2 separate regions of the Mus musculus genome follow, and region 2 is linked to region 1. The links are chromatin loops, found by intact Hi-C in ENCODE. Cell type or tissue: left cerebral cortex. All regions are shown on one strand. Each heading gives the region's core, and the rest is flanking DNA. Links, peaks and the distances in the headings are about the cores only. Region 1 holds the start of Gm32403 (a long non-coding RNA gene). Region 2 holds the start of Hoxa9 (homeobox A9).

Region 1 (11,997 bases), core at 1,745-9,744:
TGGGTTGATGGTTCTGGGTCCTATAAGAAAGCAGGCCGAGCAGGCAGGAGAGCAAGCCAGCGAGCAGCACCCTCCATGGCCTCCGCATCAGCTCCTGCCTCCAGGACCCTGCCCTGTTCGAGTTCCTGTCCTGACTTCCTTGGATGATGAACTGTGATGTGGATAGAAGAGATGTGTTTTGGTCATGGCGTCTCATCGCATCAGTAGAAACCTTAAGATGCATTAAAAGTTTTTTTTTTCCATATTATTTATCCTGTGGGGTAGTCAAAGTGTTCCCAGTTTTTATTCTTGCTAATAAGAGTTTTCTGAAAAGCCAGAACGATGTAGTAAGACTGAATTCAAGCTCGGGAGGTTTCCTGGTTCCCAGTTTAAAGCTAGCCCATCCATTTTACCACACCTTCTCCAACAAGGCCACACCTCCTAATAGTGCCACTTCCCATAGGCCAAGCAAACGCAAACCACCACAGGGACTACCATCATTTTTACAGCTCTGTGGAGGACGAGAATTAACAGACAATATTGGGAAAATACTTCTGCGTCACGGTAACTGACAAAGGCCTGTTTCCCCAGAGAATAACTAGGGAAGGAAAAGAAATGGACCCAGACTTAAAATGACGAGAGTATAAATTTTAAAAAGGATATATACCCCTTCCCATAAAAGGGATATGGTCATTTGATAATTAGAAAAATGATTCTATTTTTAATTCTTTAAGTGGCAAAAGCAGCCAGTTACAGTAAACTAAGGTAAAGAGTGATTAGAGATTTTAAATGGCCATTTTTACCAAGATTGGTCTCTGAATCGTATAACCTTAGGTTCGGGGAAAGCTAACGTATATAGTGTGACGCTGCCACCTGCCCTAGGAGAACATTAAGATGAGGATTCGTGACTTAAAAATCAAACCGCAATTGCGGTAGAGCATGTGGAAAGTATTTAAAGCAGAAGGAGTTTGTCTAGGAGCCTCTTACAGCCTAAGCCGGAGTCCCTAACCCACAGGGAGCTCCGGGAAATCTTGGGCAAGAAGCGCAGGAAGGCCCAGGACTTTCCGTCATTTGTTCTCTTCTGTCTGGGGCCTTGGCTGGTTCTGTGCAGTTAACAGCCATCGCATAGCCGTAGACTCAGCAAGAAAAGCTCAAAGAAGGGTTAGAACTTTCTAGCGCAGGAGGAGGCTGTGCAGGCCCCGCTGCAGAGGCTGAGGCTCTGTGCTCGGAGACTTCAGTTAGTGGCTGGTTTCCATCATCAACAGGATAACAAACGGCTGATGCGCTCTGCTCTGCTCTGCGTTTACTCTGCCTTGGCCCCCAAAGTTGCTACTTAAGCTTCCCATCTTGGAAAGCTCTGAGGCTGAGGCCCAGGAGAAATTTTGTAAGTTCAGGCCCTCCCTCTTCCGGATTGCTGGAGTCAAGTCTCCTCCCATCTCAGGGATTCCAGGGCACCAGTGCCCAGGATGCTGCCAAAGGCACTGGTCACCTCACACTGTGTCTGATTCTCCCACTGCAGGCTGGTAAATGAGAGCAGGAAGCAGCAGGCCTACTTTGGGGGGAAAAATCCCCCTTATGGCCCAGGGAGTAAGTCTGGAGAAATTCTCACTGACTCAGCTATGCAAGATACCCAGTAGTGTCCCAATTATAACAGCCTAATGGCCGCTACGGACGTCTTCCTATCACTTGGCCAGTGGTATTTGTGTTCTCAGCATTTTTAATTAGCAGAGATGCCACCGCTGCAGAGGACCACATATAACCCAGAAAAACTGTCAGGGGCACACTATAAAAATTGAGTATGTGTCACCAGTAGATTTAGATTCTTCAGGTTAATATTATTTTTGCAATTAGGTAGTGAACTGGCATTAATTTACTCGTGCTGTGTGATTAGGTTAATTTACTCCAGAAAAGCTTACATTTCCAGAATTAAAAATGGTGGCCATGTCTTCTCACGATCCATCAAAGTCGCAGCTGTGCCATAGAAACCCGGCCATTTTGTATTCTTATAGACTGTGCAATAATGGCTGAAGATGACCAAGTGCCGGGCCCCATAGATCTTCATGCTTAAGTACCTACGGATGAATGGTTAACTTAATCAATTACTTTTCCTATAGTTCGGCTTTTATAAATAGAAATCAGCATATAATGCTTAGGGCACTGAATTTTAGATGTAATAGTGCCTGAATGTGTCAAAAACAAAAGAGGCTTGCAAAAATAAAGCTAACTCGTTGTTGGCCTTCGTGGCTGCAGATGCATCCTCTATGTCTGCCTGGATCACTTACGTCCCTTAAGGATGCAAACGTGCCTGCCCTGCTCACACATTCCCCGGAACTGTGGTCCTGCTAGCATTTTTGAAAATTACTTTAATTAACCTTATTTCATCTTGGGTAGCGGTAGAACACTTTTATTGGTTAACTATGCATTCCTTTGTTTTGTCATTAACCTTGACTTTCGCCCTTGGAATTGATGGTAATTTATATTGTGAGCCAGGTGTTAGAACAACATGCACTGGGGTACCCAGCAGCCGTGCCCTCAGTGGCTAGGATTCTGTAGCTTACAGGAGACAGAGCAGGAGTTGGAGGGCTGGAGAGAGAGGAAGCAAGGCTTAGCCCCGGGTTCTCCGAGGATGGATTCTAGTCTCCAGCCCAGGACGTGGATTTTGGGATAGCCTCGGCTGGGGTAGTCTCTCAAGCCAGTTCCCAGCTACTCCTGAAGTCAGAGAAAGGGATCATTTACTGAAGGGGAGGAATAATGGCCAGTCCCTAACAGTTCCACTCTAATAGTCAACCAAATATACTGTAATATTAGGAATAGTGTGCCTCTACTCTACGAGTATCCCCGTCTTTCCCTCTCTCCCACTCTGTCCACAGCCAAATACCTCTACCGTAGATAACCAAATACTCCCACCAAATATAACCAAGTCCTTGGCTTTACATCTGCACTCTTGTCACAGCACACAAAAGCCCAGTTTCAACTCTTCCTGTCTGTTTTGGTTTGGTTTGGGTTTTTTCCTATTGTGTGTGTGATTCACAAGCCCCTGAAGGCCAGGGCACTGTGAGGCCACAGACAGGGAGGTACTGAGGTCCAACTCCAGCCCCCAAGAGCATGGCGCTTGTGAGCTGACAGAAATAGCTTTCCCTGAAGTGCTTTGGCACGCCAGAAGAGGGAGAAGTTAGTTTCAGTACAGAAAAAAAAAAAAAAAAAAAAAAAAAAAAAAACCGACATTCCACACATACTCTTTTCTCTAGTGGTTCGGGGTCTGTGTGGCTGTGTCATCACTACTTCCTGTGCACTGACACCCCCTTCATTCTGTGGGTTAACGCATGAGCCGCAGAAGAAGACGTTCTTCCCGCCTGTGTTTATTAAACATAATGGCTTACAGATATCAAGGGAGGATCATTCAGAAAGTCAGTACTTTTCAAAGAGCCAAACCTTTCTATTTTCTTCTCAAGATCCAGGCCTGTCCTCAGCCCCCCTTTTGGCGGAAGAATTTTGTGGGTCTAAGTTCCCACGAAGGTCACTAGGTGGGCAGAAGTGGGTGGGGAGGCTGTGGCCAGCGAGCAGAGCCCCCAGAAGCTGTCCACACTGCTGCTGAGGTTGAAGACAGTGTGTGTTTGCTTAGAACTGTCTAGAACACACGGGAGAGGCGTTATGGGGAAAAAAGGGGTCTTGGATGGGTAAAACTGTGGACAAAGAGCCTCTTAGCAGAGACAGCTTGGTCCTACCTGTAAACATGAGTGGTGAAGGGCAGGGGCTGGAAGGGTAGAAAGAATGTCATAGGAATCCCAAGATTTCTCAGGTGTGGAGGACACCCTGGCTTTGACACTTCCCAACACCCAAGTAGACTGTCACTACAGAGAACTAAGTGAGACTTCAAGATCCTAATGGTCAAATCTCCATTTTTTATTTCACGGAAGCCATAGTCTTCCTAGTATATTAGTTAGTGAGTGCTGACTGACTAATGTCCCTAGTCCCTAGTCAATCACAGTGGCTTAGCACAGTCGAAGTCACACCTTGATCATGGTCCTCCCTGATTGAGTTTGTCAGTGCCCTGAGAGGGTACCTCTCACACAGCAACTCAGGGGGACCTGCTGACTTTCATGCTGTGGCCCCATGGAGCCAAGGGCTTGCTGCTGGGTGTCTGTATTCTGCTGACACAGATAGAGGACCTTGCAGGTGACAGGCAGACCTGCTCACATTCCTTAAACCTTTGTTGAGTCCAAACCTCACCTGGAGAGAGACTGGGCCACGGCACCTTGCACAGGAAGAAGATTGAATGGGCTTGGGCATGCATAAAGGCGGGTCAGCCATTTGTAGGTGGGTCAGCCATTTGCATTGCTGACCTAAACATGGAGATGAGTCAGTTGACAGCTATTTAATGAGTGATCTCTAATAATTCAGGACTTTTGATCTTTGGAGGCCAGAAGACTTGATTTTGAATATTGTTGTGTGATCTTGGGCTAAGAATTAAGCCTCCAATTGTCCTGTGGGAAATGGGCTATCTCATGGGGTCACTGTGACCATGAGATGAAACAAGAGACAACAATGCGCATGTGACAATGCATGCTTAGTCGTGGGAGCCTTTGGGACTGGATGAGAGGAAGAAAGGAACACTCTCTTTGTCCTGTTTGGATTAGCCATGGGTGCCAGCGAGGCCCAGCCGGGTCCAGAGACCATCTTCCTCGAGACAGCAAGAACGGCTTTAGTTTTCCCAATCTCTTGCTAAATTTCAGTTATGCATTTTGATGGACCTGGGATTTGGAAAAGAAAAGCAAAAAAATCCCCCAGCCCACGGCGCCCATTTTCTCTGATCAATAGAAATCCAGGCACTTAGCAAAAAGCCCCAGCAAATTATCTTTGTTCTGTCTGAGACTGCCACATACAGAAAGCAGTGGCTTTACTGTTTTTCTTTTTTAATATGTATTTCTAGAGGCAGTAAAAAGAAACAATCTTTTTAAAAAATCATTTAATTTTTTTTACTTCAGACCTGGGCCACGGGACTCGACTCCGGTGCCTGGTGTGTCCAGAATATGGCAGCCATGAAGGGTTTCCACAACTATTTACTGATTGGATTAGAAGATGAATGAAAGCTGATACCTGGGTAATAACAATTAAGATAATGCTGGAAACATGGAGGCTATGTGGGGGAAGTACAGCAGAATAAATGTGATATTTCCTAAATGGTTTCTTCTCTAGTAAACAACAACAACAACAACAACAACAACAACACACACACACACACACACACACACACACACACACACACACACACACGGGAGTGGGAGAGGAGAGAGAGAGAGAGAGAGATCCTACACAAAGCAACGTGAAGAGGAAGACAAACTGCCTTTCTTAGCACATTGTCTTTTCAAATAACCTTGTAAGCCTCCCTAGTTAATCTTTGTAATGATGGGATATCTAAAACAATAAACAAAATAACTTCCGGTGCTCAGAAGGTTAACAATTTTTATTTTGTCTTGGTTTGTTTTTATTTGTTTGTTTTCTTCAAGAAATGGTTGTTCAATTTGAGGTGGAAAAAAAATGGCTCCTGAAATTGCAAAACGTGGTCCTGTAGTGCCCCCTGGTGTCTATTTTATGGAATTGGCAAAGCCTGAATTGTGTTCCGCCCTAGTCATTAGCATAATCTTGACTTATTTATGAGCCTGAGCTAGATTCTTTTAGAGAGGCGTCCTTACAGGCTGCATCAACCCCCCTCCCTCTCCCTCTCCCTCTCCCTCTCCCCCCCCCCCCCCTCTCTCTCTCTCTCTCTCTCTCTCTCTCTCTCTCTCTCTCTCTCTCTCTCTCTTCCTCCCTCCCTCCCTCTCTCCCTCTCTCTCTCTCTCTCTTCCTCCCTCCCTCCCTCTCTCCCTCTCTCCCTCCCTCCCTCCCTCTTCCCCCCTTCCAACTGGCGCACTACCACACTATGAAAGCAATTGTATGTCAATGTTAGCATAGGATTTAAACTGAAAGCAGTATTACATTGGAAAGAAGCCTTTTCACCTCAAAAAATATTAATGGCTTTCCTTTAAAAACTATTTTTCAGAAAGCAGATTATTAAGCAGTTTCTTTTGTCCATAAAGATATTCTTTATAAATCGGTCTAACAGAGGACAGTTTTAATTTTAATTTTAGAGATTTATTATCACATGTAATAATTAAGCCATTTTCTTTTTTTTTGTTGAGAACCATTCATTTATATAAAAGATATACAGAACCAGTCTAGTTTGTGAGAATAAATAGATCAGATAAATCCACAATAATCCAAACGGCAGGACTCTGATGCCTAAACACTGACACTAAAATTACACTTAGAATTATTTAAGAGGGGGGAGGTCAATTTAGTGCAATTGGCAGGGTTTTTTTTTTTAAAGGGCTAAATGTTATCCATGGCCTTCAGGAACTCCAGACCTCGGGCGGAGACACATTGGCAGTGCTCACCGTATGAAGCAAATGTAACATAAGAGGAAGCACCCAGGCTGAGAGGGAGGAGGAGAGACGTCCCCAGAAGCCACGACTTTGGAGGGCTGCAGCGGCAGAGGAGGCAAGGGGGAGCGGGACATGGCACGGGTAGAGTGGGAAAGAGCAGAGAGCCAGCACAGCAGGGAGGGGGTGAGCTTCTGGGGTCCTACAAGGAGCCCAGGAGGGTTCCAAGGAGTAAGGCAGAGGAGAGGCATGAGGAGCAGCCTATACCCTCCCCCGCTCTCGCCTTCCCGCACCCCACCCCGCCCCCCCTCCCCCGGTACCAGCTGGAGCTGACACCAGATTATCAGTGAGATGAGTCTCAAATTCCCTTTCCTGGCTTTCCAGGAACAGGGAGATAAAGAGCTTGGATATCAAGGAAGAGGCACAGGGTGGAAGGACAGAGGACTCTGTCCTATCCTCAGACAAAGCTCTGGTTGGGCGATGCTAACCTCAGGCGTGCTTTGTGACTTCTCTCAGTCTTAGTCCTTTCTCCTGTAAGGCAGACGTGATAATCTCTTCTTCATGGGACTGGAGAGGGCGTGGGGGGCGTGCTTGGCAGAGGGGCTGAGACTGCAGGTGCCCTGAGAATGGCAGTTACTTTCCACAATCGGGGAGTCCTTGCAAGGACTTTCATCATAAAGCGCCTTGTCTGGCTCCGTGTTCTTATGTGACTATAGCGTTGGCATCTAGGCTGGAAGTGTCCTGTAAGTCAGGGCCACCTCATTATCACAGGTGGGTGCAGGGAAAGTGAAGGTCAGGAGGACAGTCTAGTGTGCGTTTGCCACAGCTAGGTTCAGTGATGAAAGCTAAAAGCTGGAGGAGTCTTTCCCATCTCTGTTTAGGGAAGTCCATTTGCATAATGGTATTAGCCAAGCAGGTGAACAAAGACAGGCTGCAAGGCTGGAAAGCCCTGGGTTGGAGCTCCAGTTTCCCTGACTCCATGTCTGTTTGCTCAGCTGGAAAACAGTGAGGCGGCGACTTCTCTGAGACAAGACAGAACCTACACAGTGCTTGCCTCCGGCCCCTGGGGGTGCTATCATTGCATCTAAGATTTAAGAAGAACCTTTCACAAGTAAGGATGTGACTCAGTAGAATGCCCGCCTAGAGTGCCCAGATCTCCAAATATGGGCTCTAGTAAGTAAACTGGGTACGGTGGCACACCCCTGAAATCCTAGCACTGGGGATCCAGAGGCCAGTCTTTGCTACACGGTAAATTTGAGGTCAGTCAGTCTGAGTTACACGACACCCCGTCCTCAAACCAAAAGCAGAGCTGGAAGAATGGTTTTGGGGTTCAAAGCACTGGCTGCCCTCCTACAGGATGCAGCTTTGATTCCCAGCACCCATACATACAAGGCAGCTCACAGCTATCTGTAATTCCAGTTCCAGAGCATCCTTTGCCCTCCTCTGGTCTCCGTGTAATCTGATGCCCTCTTCTGGCCTCGATGGGCATTGCATGCACTTGACACATGCAAAACACACATAAAATTAAAATAGATATATATTTTTTTAAATGAAAAACGAATCCCCAGGAACCTTTGCCTCATTAAATCCACACAGAAGAAGCTGTAGGTAGTAATTGTTCAGTGTGCTAGGTGTGGGTATGATGTACCTGTGTTTTCATAAAATGAAGAGTAAAACTCTCCTGACATGCAGTATGAAAAGATCTACTTTTATACAAAATTTGAAAATGAGAGACTAATGATCAGTCATCTACACCCCCGACACCACACACACACACACACACACACACACACACACACACACACACACCACCTCCTGAGGTGAACAGCTTTGCTGTCACATGTTCCTGTCATAAGTCACAAACAATAGGACCACCCAATCATAGACTGCAACCTTCAAAACTATGAGCCACTATATATTTCTTCTCTTTACAACTTTCTCTTTACAAGCCTTGAATATTTTGTTATGGTGACAGAGTGCTGAGTCTTACAGGGGGTGTCCTGGTACAAGTTCGTTCTTTTACAATGTCTTCAGACATCAAAGCCTAAGGATGCACACAGCAGGCAGTAGACCTTCTCAGTGCACCAGCTGCCCAGAGAAGCCCATGTTCTGAAGAAGCTGAGGTTTTAAAAGGGGTTTGGGTTTCCTCTCTATGGCATATGTTTTAAAATTGGGCTGTGTTAGGTGATCAGAGGACTAGATCAGGCAATAAAAAAAACTCAGTGCATAGAGGCTAGTGTCGTGGAAGCCTCCCTATGCCCGAGATGATACAAGATCATTGTGCCTTGTGTGCAGCGTGGTCAAGTGTCCCAGCAGACAGTCACCGAGGAGTAAAGTGCCTGCATTATAATTAAACAGAAAAGTCTAAAGATTTTTATTCTCTCCTTTTGTTACTCTGAAATCTTCTTGAAAAATCGAGAGAATGTTGTACTTCACTTTGTTGTGTGCAGAGTTCGGGCTAACACCGCATGCTGGGTCCAGGCAGAGCAGCAAACGCCGTTGGGCATCACAGTAGTCAAAATTTTCATTTGGTTTTCCTTTACACCACAGATAGAGCACTGTAGTGATTTCGTTCCTGATGCTGAAGATCTGAGTCCATGCAGGTTATCCCTGTGCTTCGTATCCACAGAGAGGAAAGCTCTGCAAAATGTCAGCTGTTAAGAGGCCGAAGAGAAAGAAAGGCGGGCTTCGTGCTCGGGCCGGACTAGAACGCGGGTCCTGGCAGGTGCACTGAACACAGAGCAGAGGCACCCGCAGGCTGACCCAACTTTATGCGAAGTGTTGCTGGCACACAAGTGAACCAGCAAAGAGAGAGATGAGAAGCACCCAAACTGAGGGTCTTTAACAGTTTGTCAGAGTAAGCCCTGCCCCTCCCCATCTAACTTCCTCCTGTCTTGACTTAGTTGATGTACAAAATAGCAAGGCTTACTTCCATGAGACTGATATGCCTTTCTTTGCTAAAACCCCAGGGTTAGTGAGTCCCATGGCCCTCCTGTCTCCAACTCCGCCCCTAGCACCGGGGTTGCCAGCACTTGCCTCCACGGGCAGCTTTTTTACTGGGTGCTGGGATGGGAACTGGGGTCCTCATGCTTGCCTGACAAACACCTTACTCAGCTTCCATGAGAATCTTTTAAAAATGAAAGCCAGACAGAAGGTGATTGGCGGTTTTTATAAACCTTCAAGCTTACACGACTTTTACATATTGGAAAATTGCAAAGATGTATGAATTGAAAATATGGCTGCAGACCATTCGTTTTTCGACCTTGAAATAAATATTTGTTATCTTGTCTCAAGATGAGAATAATAATTATCCCTACCACCAACAGTATGAGATTTAAATGAGATAATGATTCCCCAGCATGTAAGTGTATCTTGCTGCAGGTTGTGCCAGATGAAAATGATTTAGCGAACAATTTGCATAACAAAGTGAATATGTTTCACATTAGTCACCTGCACATTAAAATATTAAATTTAATATAAATTTATGACGTGTTTTATCACAATTTTAAATATCAGATTGCAATGTGTGTGTGTATACTTGTGTATGCAGTAAGAGTTTAATAAGTACACAGTATCTATTTTGTTTTTCAGGGGTGCTGGTGTGACAGACACAGTGTGCTCGGCCAAGGATTTGCAAAGAAGAACATCATTGCTGGCCTTGGGAGCTCCCTGCAGAAGGGGGTACTAGAGTCTGAGGGATGGGGGCCGGCAGGGTGAGAGAAACTGCTTTCCACTCCCTGTGTGTTTCTGTGATGGCGATGTGTCAGAGAAGGCTGCAGTGGGGTTGGGGGGGGGATGAACCAAGTCTTGGGGACACTTGGAGCTGGCAGGGTACAGTTCTGAGTTCTCTGGGTGTGCACTGGGAATTAGGCCCTGCCTGTACCACTTAGTTAAAAGCAAGGAGGTTAAAACTCTCCACCTTCCAGCTGGAGGAACAGTCCAGAGGTTGTCAACCCTGACTGTTCTTCCAGAGCACCCAGTTTCAAATTCCAGCACCCAACATGGCAGCTCGAAACTGTCTGTAACTTCAAGATCTGACACCTCCACACAGACAGGCATGCAGTCAAAACACCAGTGCACATAAGATGGAAATAAACAAATTATTTTAAAAAACAAAAACAAACCCTGTACCTTCAAGAGGGCATCAGATGTGCTGGGAGTGCTGAGGTAAGGCTAAGGAAGACCCAACCCCATAGCCATTCTTCCATAGAAGCCAGAAGTCCCTGACAAGGGGGCATCTGGTCACAGTCCCCTGTCTATGTGACACGTGTGACAGGAAGGATGATGTGTCTCTGCCTGTCACTGTGGGCCTGACCCTCACTCACACTGTTGGGAATCTGGGGTAGAAGTCTCTTCAGAAGTCACACACCCCAACCCATCCCTCGGAAATTAAATGGCAGGTTGGGCTTTCCTCTCTAGGCACCAGAGCACTGGAGTTAATCTGCATCTGAGCATCACGACTCAACAAATCGCCTTCTGCATTTGTTTTATTGTAGACTGGTGATTATAATAAAATTAGTTCTAGTCCACATTAGTGGCTCATAATTTGAACTTCATGAACAAAACTGATACAATCTCGCTGAGCCTTCTGTGGCTGAGCAACTCAACTGAGTGCATAGCTCCTCTTCCTCTCCCTCCTCCCTCCCCCTCCTCTCCCTCCCCCTCCCCCTCCTCCCTTTCTCCCCCTCCACCCTCTTCTCCCCTCCTTCCCCCTCTCTTCCTTCTCCCCTCTCCTCCTCTTCCTTCTCTTCCTCTTCCTCCTCCTCCTCCTTCATCTTCTTCCCATTTTTAGATTGTTTGCAAATTCCTTAAAAGAACAAAACCTATTTCAACTGTTTTTTTTTTAATAGTTCCTAGGTAGGGTGGCTATATAATTCAACATCCAAACTGGGACAGTTGTGAGGGCAAAAGGCTGCCTATTAATAATTAAGCTGGGACAAGAGCATATATCAGCAGGGCTACAGCCAACCCCCATAGGTGGCAATCCTTTTTTTAGGGACAGGCTGACCCTCTCCAGAGGTCCTGCTAAGCAATGTTGCTTTCTTAGTTTCTTTACCTGCCCCTCCAACCTCTTAAACTATTAATTTGGGGCAATCATCTTTGTAAATTTAAAGTTTCTCCTTGTGACACAGCTGGCTATTGTACAACTTCAGAACAAACTCAAGAAATTCAAAGGACGAGAAACAGGAATATTTATATCCAGGCCTAGGAGATTGTTAGGGACATCCTTTGATGTGACCACTGGACTTCAAAGGGAAATCTGGGCTGGTAATTCTTCAAGCCAAATTTGTGATCTGAACTTAAATGTGAAAAGGTCCCAACTCTCCCTTAAGCCATGGGAAATGTTTGATAGGTAACCCCAGAGTCTCTCCCCTCCATGAAAGTCATAGTTATGCCTACAGAAAGTCCACCCTGAGGACTGAGGCAAAGTGCAGTTGACAAAGTGCTTGCTTAACATGTGTGAGGCCACGGGCTTGATCCCTGGCACCATATAAAACACTCATGGTGACACACACCTGTAATCCTAGCTCTGTGGACGTGGAGGCAGGAGGATTTAAAAGTTCAAAGCCAACCAAGGTCCTTCACCTTTTCTAAAATA
Region 2 (11,997 bases), core at 1,791-9,790, 1.0 Mb before region 1:
GCTTATTTCAAAGACCAACGTTTTTGGAAGATTCTCAGTTGAGCATGAGGTGTTGTGTGGTTGCATCCATTTATTATTTCTAGATGTGTATACAACTCATCCAAAAGAAAGCAGAAATAAAAACCTGTATACTTTAGGATCATGTTTCTAGACTCACAAGGACAATATCTCCTTTTATGAATTTTCCCCCTTTTGGGCCACATGTAAACAGCTGCTTAATACTCAGTACCTAATTCTTTGTAATTTTTCTGTTTTGAGACTAAAGTTTTAAAAGTATTTTAAATTAATAAATATTAATGATATTAATGATGATGGTGATGATACATATCTTCTCTGAATACAAAAAATGAAAAAGTCAGCCAGGAATACTCTACCATTTACTATTACAATTAAGAGCAGAGTTATACTCCTGGGTTATTGCTTTAATGAAAACCTGAACCTCAGAGGACTACCGGATATTTAGAACACCTTGGGTTGTGTTGGGGGTGTGTGTGTCTTGGAGGAATTTGCAGGGAAAGGAAAAATATTAGGGGGAGGGGACTGAGGCAGTCAGGACAGGCCACATCCAGTTCCTGGCGCTGACCACTTTCTTCTTCCTGCCGACAAGCGAGGGGGTGTGGATCCCGGGAGCTTCCCAGCCCCTCTCTGGTGGAGAGCCTAATATTTGGGGGAATCTGTCAGAGCGTTGGAAAGTGTCTCCTTGAACTATTTCTGAGGAAGAAAGCAAAAACAAAGATGGAAATGTCTCGGGTCAGCATTTTTGTGGATAGTGAAGTAATGAGAAACATACTCTTGGAAGGCACAAAATTCACACGTGAATTTAATTACACAGTTTCTAAGAGCTGTTGCTTTGTGTTCCAGATTGGGATGGGGCCACCGCCCCTCCCATTAACAACAGTGGCTGTGGCCTTCTCACTTTTTTTCTCTTATTCCCAAAGATTCTAAGGGGTGAAAAATAACATCCTCCATTTGACCAAAGGATGAGATTAAAGTCAATGTCCAGTGTTCCTCCCGGGTTAATTTGTAGCACTGGACTTGAGCTGTAGTTTGACTATGGGATCTCTGTTGTTCTGTTTCAAGGATAACCAAGGCAGGGGCGCTGGAGATGGGGGCGGGGGGGAAAGAGAGGAAGGGAGGGAGGGGAGTAACAAAAGAAGGAAAAGGGGAATGGGAAGGAAGGGGAAAAAAAGTGGGGTGATAGAGGAATAGGAGGAAAAAACAGAAGAGGGAAGGATACCAGAGCGGTTCATACAGGGCCCAGAAACTAGGCGAGGTGACCCCTCAGCAAGACAAACACCTCTTGATGTTGACTGGCGATTTTCCCCATCTCCAGTCTGGGGAGCGGGACTAGGCATACAGATGATGGAGCTTAGAACCCGCTGGCTAGGGAATAAAATTCGCTGGGCAGTTTGTGCTCAAAGAAGTGGGCCAGGGCGCTTGTGACACAATCAGGGCGTTTGTGACACAAACCCTTGAGGGTTGGCAGTTCTCTCCTTGGCGGTTGCTCTGGTTGCTCTGTGGGGCCTTCCCTGTGGAGCAAGGGTGATCTGGCCGATGTGCAAGCGCCTGGCTGGCTTTCCAGTCTGACTAGGGTCGGTAGCCCATTTTAGGTGGTTGTATCATCGACGGTGCGTCGCGACAGGGGCGGTGGTCACTCTGTTTGAGGTGGAGAGAGCCTTGTATTTGACTTTTCTAGGCCGGCCCTGGGGGCGCGCGCGGGCGGGGGGCTCACATCTCTGAGGACTGCAAGGATTATTTACAGGGTATTCACCAACCAAACACAACAGTCTAATTTAACCTTTCCAAGTCCTCATAAATTTTTACAGGGAGCCACAGCGAGGCAAACGAATCTGTTGGTCGCTCCTGACTTTCCACCAGCCTGTGTGGCTTCCGAAACAATAACTCCTTATGAAATATCATAAATATAGATTTAAATACAGTAGAGTGAGAATGCGATTTGGCTGCTTTTTTATGGCTTCAATTATTGTCTAATTTTATGTGAGGGGCTCTGCTGGCCGTGCTCACACGCGGGACCCGCGCCTTCCTGATGGCGTGATTAATTGTGATATAAAATAGTCCGCTTAAGAAGTGTGTGTGTCTGGTATGTGTGTGTGTTGGGGGGGTGGCAAGGGAGAGTACAGAGGCAAGGCCAGATTTGATCTTTTAATCTTCGTTGGCCACAATTAAAACAAACCAGATCGTGGAGCTGCGCGATCCCTTTGCATAAAAACATATGGCTTTTGCTATAAAAATTATGACTGCAAAACACCGGGCCATTAATAGCGTGCGGAGTGATTTACGCGTTATTGTTCTGCCGGGCGGACACGTGACGCGCGTGGCCAATGGGGGCGCGGGCGCCGGCAACTTATTAGGTGACTGTACTTCACCCCCCCCTGGTGCCACCAAGTTGTTACATGAAATCTGCAGTTTCATAATTTCGGCGGGTCGGGCTGGGCCGGCCAGGCGCGGGCTACTGCAATGGCCACCACCGGGGCCCTGGGCAACTACTATGTGGACTCCTTCCTGCTGGGCGCCGACGCTGCTGATGAGCTGGGTGCGGGACGCTACGCTCCAGGGACCCTGGGTCAACCCCCAAGGCAGGCGGCAGCTCTGGCCGAACACCCCGACTTCAGTCCTTGCAGCTTCCAGTCCAAGGCGGCGGTGTTTGGTGCCTCGTGGAACCCAGTGCACGCGGCGGGCGCCAATGCGGTGCCTGCTGCAGTGTATCATCACCACCACCACCCCTACGTGCATCCCCAGGCGCCCGTGGCGGCGGCGGCGCCGGACGGCAGGTATATGCGCTCCTGGCTGGAACCCACGCCCGGTGCGCTCTCCTTCGCGGGCTTACCCTCCAGCCGGCCTTATGGCATTAAACCTGAACCGCTCTCGGCCAGAAGGGGTGACTGTCCCACGCTTGACACTCACACTTTGTCCCTGACTGACTATGCTTGTGGTTCTCCTCCAGTTGATAGAGAAAAACAACCCAGCGAAGGCGCCTTCTCCGAAAACAATGCCGAGAATGAGAGCGGCGGAGACAAGCCCCCCATCGATCCCAGTAAGTGTCTCCTTCCTGCAAACCGGCCGCTGCCTCCACGCAGGCCACCAGGATCTACCAGCGCGTCAGCTTTCTCTGGAGCCTGCCTTCGTCCTCGATGGGTGCCTCTGGATCTAGGGTCCGAGAACCAGAAGTTGGTGTTTGGAACACCTCTGATAGGGGCCCCAAGTCCAGAGAACTGTGTGGAGCACCCGGGCCGGCTAGGGGAAAGGGAGGAGGCTGCTGCAGTGAGGGGGCGGGGCGGGCGGGCGAGTAGAGCGGAGACCCGCCGCCCCTCTCCTAAGCTGCCCTGGCCTAGGACAGACAGACTTTGGGCGGTTCTTCGAAAGCAGCGCAGAGAAGTCTTTTGTGCAGCTAGATTGTTCACAAACTGTGGCAGCAACGTCAGTCGGGCAATCTGACCCGGGAAGTTTGGGGAGACCTCAGATTCCCTCCATTTCTTGCTTTTGGAAGGTGGCGGCGGAAATCCTGCCCAAGATGAGGATGCGGGCTTTGGGTCCCTTTGCCAGATTTATTCAAATAAAGTGGAGATGTGATCAAAGGCCCTGGGGCATCCTGCCTTCCGTGGAGTTCCCACGGCCTTCCGGGAAGGTCAAATAAAGAGTGGGGACAGTTGCAAGGAAGCTGGGAAAGGAAGACAGTTGGAGAGAGAGGGGAAGAGAGGGAAAGAGAGAGGAAAAGAGAGGTGGGAGAGGTTAAGCTTGCCACAAGAACTCAGGGCAGCCTGCTCTTTTCTTTGCTGGCAAAAAAAAAAAAAAAAAAAATGGTTTCCAGATTTCATCCTTTCACAATATGCAGACTGTGGGAGGAAGAAGAAGAGGGGAGGACGGGAGAGAGGAGAAAGGAGGGTGGAGATGGGAGGGGGAGCTGAGACTTTCTTGGCTCTGTTGTAAGTGACCCTCCGTGGATCTGTCTGCCAGGGCTTCATTGTGTTTCCTCTAACCAATTCAGCGGCATCCTGCACTTCGGCCAGAGACCCCCAAGAGGCTCCTTCAGACCCTACCGGGATGCTCCTTCTAAACCCAGTGTCTCTCTCCCTCCGCAGATAACCCGGCTGCCAACTGGCTACATGCTCGCTCCACTCGGAAGAAGCGATGCCCCTACACAAAACACCAGACGCTGGAACTGGAGAAGGAGTTTCTGTTTAACATGTACCTCACACGGGACCGCAGGTACGAGGTGGCCCGGCTGCTCAACCTCACCGAAAGGCAGGTCAAGATCTGGTTCCAGAACCGCAGGATGAAAATGAAGAAAATCAACAAGGACCGAGCAAAAGACGAGTGAGCCTTTTAGGGGCTCATTTAAAAAGAGAGCAAGCTAGAAAGAAAAAGAAAGGACTGTCCGTCTCCCTCTGTCTCCTCTCCCCCAAACCCAGCCTCCACCCGCACAAAGGGGCTCTAAATCCCAGGCCTCATCTCCCCACTGGCAGTCCGTGCTCAGGCTGGCTCTTAGGCCTGCGGCTTTGATGGAGGAGGTATTGTAAGCTTTCCATTTTATAGAAGGCACACACACACACAAGGGAGGGCATTAGCGCTATTGGCTGTATGTGCTAGCTTGTATATATATATATATATTTAAAAAAAATCTACCTGCTTCTGACTTTAAGCAAAAGGAAAGAAAACTACCTTTTTATATAATGCACAACTGTTGATGACTGGCTGTATAGTTTTTAGTCTCTGTAGCTAATTTAATTTGCTCTTCGTGTGGCAGATCATTCTGCCAAAATACTTGAACACTGTGTTTTATTGTGGTAATTATGTTTTGTGACTCAAACTTCTGTGCTGGGTGAAGTACCCATTGTGATTGTGGAAGCTAGAATTCAATTTGAACTCAGGTTGTTTATGGGGGGAGAGAAGCTGTGGCATAATGTATAGCTCTGTAGTCTTCTGTGTAGCTAGACTGTTAACCTACGATTGTAAACTAGCTGTAAGGATTTCCCAGTGAAATCAGATTTGGAAAGAAAAGAGAGATAGTTCTCCGGGATGCATAGATTCATGATTTATCTACTTTTGAAATGTGGGCTTCTTCATCTTTACGTTCTAGACTCCAATTTTGTCCAATGTATATAGAATCTCCATATTAAAGAAATATTCATAATCAGAAAGCTTGAATATTGTTTTTGCACCAGAGGAGAAGTGAGGAAATTCGGAGCTATACGTGTGTGCAGAGGGTTGCTACCTATGGGTTTACGCTTAATTTTAATTGGGAGAAAGTGAGTGCTTATTGTAATGGAGTTAATTTTATTGATAATAAATTATACACCATGAAACTGCTCTTGGGCTACTGTAGATTTGTATCCTTGGTGAATTTGGGGTTCCCATCGGATTGAACATACACTGTATATTTTGCAATAGTTACCTCAAGGCCTACTGACCAAATTGTTGTGTCGAGATATTTAACTTTTGCCAAATAAAATATATTGATTCTTTTACGTTGTGCGGCTCTGCTCTTTGCACCTTCTTTTTCTAGGTATATTTTCGGGGGAGGGCTGAGGTGAGGTTGATAAAGCCCTAATTCGGTCTCTCTCTCGCTGGAACCAGCCGTAGTTGGGCCAGGCCTAAGCACCCTCGACTCAGATGGTTGCCGGTAGCTAGGAAGCAGAGGCGGAAAGCTGGGAAGTCCAGCGGAGGAGCAAATAGACTCGGATCTATTTGCCAGGCGACCAGAGAAGCATCAGAAAGCTAGGCCTCGCTGGCCAGCAGCAGTGGAAAGTCCACCCTTTCATTTTGGCTGCCTCCAAAAATATTCCCCAACCCTGGACTCACAAAAAAAAAAAAAAAAAAAAAAAAAAAAAAGGACTGAAGAAGCCTTTGGAAGTAGGGTGGTCGAGTTGAGGGCTGGAAGTCAAGGAGCTGTGTAAGAAAACTCTGAGGAGGCAGGCAGGAGCCACATGTCGGCAATGAGGCTGCTCCTTCAAATAGTCAGGGGTTTTCAGAGAGTGGAAAAGCCATACCCTTGTGCCCCATTGAGTCCTGCCAACCTGGCCGGAGGCGGGTTGGGGGTAGGGGCTCAGCATCCTACACTGCTAAGCCACCTTCGGAGTCCCCACAGAAGCAGGCCTTAGCAACCGACAAGCCCCGAAGCGCCATAAAAGAAAATGAGGGCTGTTACCCTTTATGGGGTGTAAAGGGCTGCGTAGGGGGAACGACTGCCTTCGGAGGCCCAAGCGCCTTCCAGATGTAGCCAGAGGATTCTGCCTCGCCTCACACCCCCCAATTCTTTTCCTTCGCACCCCCATCTCTCTGCAATGTTGACTGTCTTCTAAGCCGGGAAAGGGGGACCAGGGTGAGGGTGGATGGGGCTTCTCCTTAACCCCCACCCCCAACGAGCCGCCAGGTTGGCACGCCCTCTGTTGTTGCAGACAGAAAGGACTTCAAAGCTTATGCAGTAAGGGTGTGCCATAAAGGAAGGTCTGCGAACTGTCTGGAATTCGGCTCTTAATGAGTTTACAACTGTCCAGCTCCAATTAGGGTATCCCACCAAAACCCTTTCATTTGTTTGCTCTGTCTGCCTCCGATAAAGAGACTGCGGAAACAGCCCTCTTTTATGGGTATTGCCCCCTCGGCAGCGTAGGTTCCTGGCTCCCCAAGGATTCCCCAGGGACAGGGCCCTCGCTCCGCCCATGGGAGTGGAACGCTGGTGGGGTCACAGGCGTTGCCGAAGTTCACGCGGGCCAGAGCAGCTGCGGCTGCAGTGCCAAGAAAATTCCAGGAGATGGCAGTGTGGCTCCACGCAAGAGGCTTTCTCGCCGCCATCTCCGGCCGCCGAGACCTAGGAAGCTCCTAAAATGTCGACTTGAAGCGAGCCTTTCTGGAATGGGATTTGTGTGAGCAGCAGTCGTATATTTTCCCTGCTGCTCATGCCAGCCTGAAAGCCTCCAAGGGACACAGCATGCGCCGGGGCTTGCCTGACCTTCGGCGCTCGCTCCTCCCCGGCCCCATTCCGAGACCGCTGTGTTGCGTGGCAGCAGCGACGCCGAAGGTGCGGGGCTGTGGCTGAGAACGCCAGTTCCATTTCAGGGTCACAGTCCTCATCCCAGCAGAGATCTAGGGACAGCGAGGCGCACGGGGAACGGGTCGTTCACGATCGAAGAACAAGGGAATGAACACCTACGGCCCCAGGACCAGATGAACCCACAGAGAGCGCATCCTGTGGCCACGGGTTCCGCCGACCCGTGAGGTCCCCAAACCTGGTTCAGGGTGGGGGGGTACCAGGCCTAGCTAGCCACCACCAGTATGGGGAGAGAGAGAGAGAGAGAGAGAGAGAGAGAGAGAGAGAGAGAGAGAGAGAGAGATCGGGGACTTGGTCGGTTTGAATACCTGACCTTAAAATTAGGCGGCTGAAAATTGGTTATAAAGTCATACTTGGTGGCTGTCTTGTGTAGATCTTCGGGGAACTTGGCCACGCTGGGGTAACTTGGGGCATAGTCTAGGAACTGTTAGGTTGTTCGAAAATAAATGATCTATACGTTTAAATAAGTACATTAACACTCTAGCTTCAAAACGCATTCATATGGTTGAAGTCGTTCTTGCTTCTCAGGCCGTGGTATTTCTTTGGCATTGAAAGGCCAAGGCTACTCTGGTGTCGCCGGTTGAGGAGGCTAGAAGAAAGAAAAAAAAATCCCCATTCATTCTCAGGCTACTTTTAATGCTAGATGTCCCCAGCTTCAGAGCAAGGCGGCTAGTGTGTGGGATCAGACTCTGGGGTAGGATGGTTTCGGAAAGAAAACACAAGAGCAAAAAGAAAACTAACCCTTCGAAGCGCCGTGAATATAGACCGTACAGTGCATTTATTTGGGTCGTAATAGTCTCGGCCAAGCCCACAAAATGTTTATGACTCGCATCTCCGTGCTGAATGCGCTGTAAAACCAGGGACTCGATCCTGGCTGACGTATCTCCTGGGTCTCCCTCTCTTTCTCTCTCTTACTCCCTTAAAAAAAAATCTTCCTGCACACACGTAGGTACTACAGGCATATATCCTCGTTATATTTCCGTATGTAATTCATGCTACTTCACAGCATCTGATTGTAGGAAGGGTTTTATAGCTTCTTGGAGAGAGCACCAAGAGATACCTATCCTAATCCTGAGAAATCTATATTTATGTTACTGCTGAGCAGTGGGCACAAATAGAATGCTCCAGTTTTCTAACAATGGAAGTCACTGGTTGGCAGCAGCCGCTTCCCTCCACGGATCACAGAGGCCCTAGGTAGGTGCAGGCCTCCAGGAGCTCAGAGGCCTGGTGAAATGACTAGGCCAGCAGCCTCCCTTGCCCTTGGCCGACTGGCGGCGGGGCAGGCTGCTCTCTGGTCTTCGCTGCTGAGAGGTTTTTCACAGCCTGTCGCTGTCTTCGTCCGGACAAGACCCGGCAAGGAACTGGGCTTATTTATTCGCTTCGGGTAGGAATTGGTGGCCGCGTCCAAGTCAGGCGCCTTTCACTAAGTCGGGGGACATAGTCTCCAAGCCCAATAGCTGAAGCCCACCATCTTCTCAGGGGAGGAGACTAGAAAGGTTCAAAGTCCCCCAAACTCAGCACCACTGGACTCTCTAGAAGGCGCCGTTTTGCTGCAAAGGTCTGCGTTTACATTCTAAACCTAGATTTAAACATTGAGGACTATCTGGCCACAGGAAACGGAGGAAACAAACTCTGGCAGTAGGTTTGAAAGCTAGTTCTGGGACAGCGTTGGGAAATATTTAGATAGCAGATTAAAAACTGGGTCTGGGCTCAATAGTGTGTGAATATTTTCACACATAACAGATACATTTCCATTAAATAAGTAGGGAGCCAACAGTCAGAAAACATATAATTAAATAGGCCTTGCTGAGAGTCTGATTTTGTTCAAAGTCTGCCAAGGGAAAAGAGACACAGAAACGAAGTGAGGGTTTTTGGTGAGTCTTGAATCCCACTCAGAGGGAAGACTTGTGCCCAGAAGTGCCAAGACCTTGAAAACAGCAGAATTTGGGACCTATTTGGCCTTGGCAAACTAGCACAGAGTCTCTTGTGGGAACCACTTAGTCCTTTCAGGCCAAATTCAGATGACCTTCCTAGGTGTGTTAGTGTCGTGTTTTTCCTGTTCAACCCAACTCCGAACTCTGGTTGTCAGGTCTCCTTCTAAAGAGAAGTTCCACTTTAGACACGTGCCTTTGGACTGCTCCAGTCTCCTGAGTCTAGACAGACCGCCTGGGCCTGCCTGGCCTTTCACTGTGCGCCCTTCTGTGTCACCCCAGGAACAATTTATTGGTCTAAAGCAGTCTAATTTCGCCTCTTTGATCTCCTAGCCTTCTTTTGGTTTGCTTCATCTTCTTTTAGCTATTTTAGAATTTTATTTCTCTCTTAGAAGACACTGTTATTTCGATTTCTACCCCCTCCCTGTTTCACCTCTTCTGTTTCCCATCCTGGTCCACCATAAAGTGGATCCCGGATATTGCCGCCTTAGGGTCCTTATGCTCCAGGGGAGATAGCCCAGCTCCCACCTGCCCTCCTCCCCACCAAAACCTGAGCCCTTTACTAGGTAGGAGCTGGGGTTCGTTCCAGCGGGATTTGAACATCCCTCTGTCTTTTGTGCTTCCAAGACCCCCCTGAGAGGATGCGGTAAACGGGGGTGGGGTAGGTGGAGGCAGCCTGGACCCACTGAAAGTGATAAGAAAGTGCTTTGTACACCAGGAACCAAACTCTATAATTTAGAGGAGAATTTCCGGGGCAATTCCATTGTGAAGTCGGGTTTATGATGTGCAATCGAGCTGAGCAGTAAAAGGTCGCCAGTCTTCCAGCATGGCCTGAGCAGTTTATGAGGCGTTTAGGGGAAGGGTTCACCCAAATATCCTCCAGAGAGCGTTGGGCAGCAGAGCCTTCACCCGACCTATCATTGCAGGGGGAGGGGGTCTGAAGCCCAGCAAGGTAAGCCCCCAGGGTGGGCTACTATTTGGGAGAGAACGAGGCTGTGCTTAGCAAGCACACAGTGCTTAGAAAGGTGAAGCCGCGGGATCTGGGTGGCCCCTAGAAAGGGCTCCCTTATTCGCTTTTATTGTCTCCTAAAGAACTGGGGTTCCACAATGAGCTACAGCACCCAGGTCCTGAGATTACCTCTCCTGTCTCTAATCCAGCTCTAAAACTGTTACCGGCCCACAGGGTGGAAGGCTTGCTTGCCTGAGAGCCGCCAGGAGTGTATGACGGATGTGTTTTAAAATTTGTGGAGCCGAGTTTCTCCCAAACTGAATGAGGATACCCCAGTTTTTTGTCATCTAGGGGGTAACTAGGGGTTGTGGCAAGGACAAAGCGGGTGTTGAGCTATCTCTGGAGTTGCTGCCAGCCAGCCAGGTGCCCAGGAGCAAATGCAGAGAAACTGCCAGGGCCGCAGTGTCCGGGAGGAGAAAAGGAATCCCATGTTAGTATATCTGTTGGCAAATGAGGCTCATTAATAGATAAATATTTCACTGCTTCCTTTAGGGCAGATAAACAGTGCGCCGCCGATTAAAGAAAGGAAGCTGAGAGACGTTGACTTTATTCGAACCACATGGTTCCAGTTTGTGGCAGCGGTCTCTCCGCTCGGCTAGAGGAGACACCGCGCCTGCGGTGTTGGCGCTGGAGCATCAAATCAGGTCTTAAAGGTTTCCCTGCTTATAGAGAGAGGTGGGCAAAGAGTGGATTTCCCTCTCTAGACCATCTTTGGGCGGACAGGTTACAGAGACCCTGGGTCTTGGACCCTCAGAGAGGGCCCGAACAGGGGGAATCCACACAGTGGATCTGGGGTTCAGGAATAGGTATGAGGTTGTCGGGGGAGGGGGCGAGATCCCTGCCTCCAGGCTTCGGCGGCTGGGACGGGGCTCTGGCGGAGCCTAGGGGTCTGATTGCGTCGGGCGCCCTGGCAGCCCGGTGCAGGCAGGCCGCGTCTGTGAGCCTCTTCCCCTTCCATTCTAGGAGGCAGGCGGCCCGTGGCGCGGGACCACCTGTGAGGGCTGCTGAGATTGGCGGAGGCGGTCATGTGGGCGGTCACGTGCCGCGGCGAGCTCCGTCCAAAAGAAAATGGGGTTTGGTGTAAATCTGGGGGTGTAATGTTATCATATATCACGCTACCTCGTAAAACCGACACTGAAAGCTGCCGGACAACAAATCACAGGTCAAAATTATGAGTTCTTCGTATTATGTGAACGCGCTTTTTAGCAAATATACGGCGGGGGCTTCTCTCTTCCAAAATGCCGAGCCGACTTCTTGCTCCTTTGCACCCAACTCGCAGAGAAGCGGCTACGGGCCGGGCGCCGGCGCCTTCGCCTCCACTGTGCCGGGCTTATACAATGTCAACAGCCCCCTCTATCAGAGCCCCTTCGCGTCCGGCTATGGCCTGGGAGCCGACGCCTACAACCTGCCCTGCGCCTCCTACGACCAAAACATCCCCGGGCTCTGCAGTGACCTCGCCAAAGGCGCCTGCGACAAGGCGGACGAGGGCGTGCTTCACGGCCCGGCCGAAGCCAGTTTCCGCATCTACCCCTGGATGCGCAGTTCAGGTAGGCTCAGTGGTCGGCGGGGTCGGCGAGCGGGAGGAGCGGAGGGGCGGGAGCAGGGCGCGGGGGGCTGAGAGAGCCCAGCCCGGCGGCTTCCAGCCGGCGGCCCCGCAAGTCCCCGTGGCGCTGCCTTTCTGGTTTTAATTAGAGCTGAGGCGCCATAGCGTGGAGAGACCCGTAGCATTGTATGTAAATGAGGCTCATAAAACTTTTTATGGCCCAATTAATGGGTTCGATCCTCGTAAATTTATTTAACTCCATTTGCCTTGGAATTTTTACAATAAGTTTCTCCGCTATTCTCATTCTCATATTCTCTCTCTTTCTCCCCCCCCTCTCCCCCTTCTTCCCTTCCCTCTCTTTTTCTCTCCCTCAGTCTTTCTTTCTATCCCCCTCTTTTCTGTCCTCTATCTCTTTCTTGACTCCAGCTCTCTCTCCCCTCCTTCCCTT

The links. Hi-C counts contacts between places; a loop is a spot of excess contacts. Peaks named below come from ENCODE experiments on the same cell type or tissue, not always from the same donor. Only the 100,000 strongest peaks of a DNase experiment are listed, where the experiment ranks them.
Region 2: it touches region 1 in a loop (5-fold over the local background); 10 of 42 quality-filtered maps call a loop at or near these places.

Annotation. Positions count from the first base shown.
Region 1 is chr6:51,202,751-51,214,747 of GRCm38, reverse strand. It overlaps Gm32403 (a long non-coding RNA gene), which reads left to right and starts at 7,397. Exons shown (of 4, transcript XR_001785436.1): 1 at 7,397-7,571; 2 at 9,028-9,255; 3 at 9,990-10,111. In left cerebral cortex, for the core only: CTCF peaks have their summits at 3,111 (motif pointing right), 5,551 (motif pointing left) and 7,871 (motif pointing left); DNase peaks (open chromatin) are centred at 5,560 and 7,855.
Region 2 is chr6:52,216,586-52,228,582 of GRCm38, reverse strand. It overlaps Hoxa9 (homeobox A9), which reads left to right and starts at 1,213. Exons shown (of 2, transcript NM_010456.3): 1 at 1,213-3,055; 2 at 4,101-5,486. The coding sequence starts at 2,479. The coding sequence ends at 4,339. Hoxa7 (homeobox A7) reads left to right here and starts at 10,010. Exons shown (of 2, transcript NM_010455.2): 1 at 10,010-11,553. The coding sequence starts at 11,178. It overlaps Gm52902 (a long non-coding RNA gene), which reads right to left and starts at 1,079. Exons shown (of 2, transcript XR_003956434.1): 1 at 1-1,079. In left cerebral cortex, for the core only: a CTCF peak has its summit at 6,765 (motif pointing right); DNase peaks (open chromatin) are centred at 6,807, 7,573, 7,747 and 8,109; H3K4me3 peaks cover 735 bases.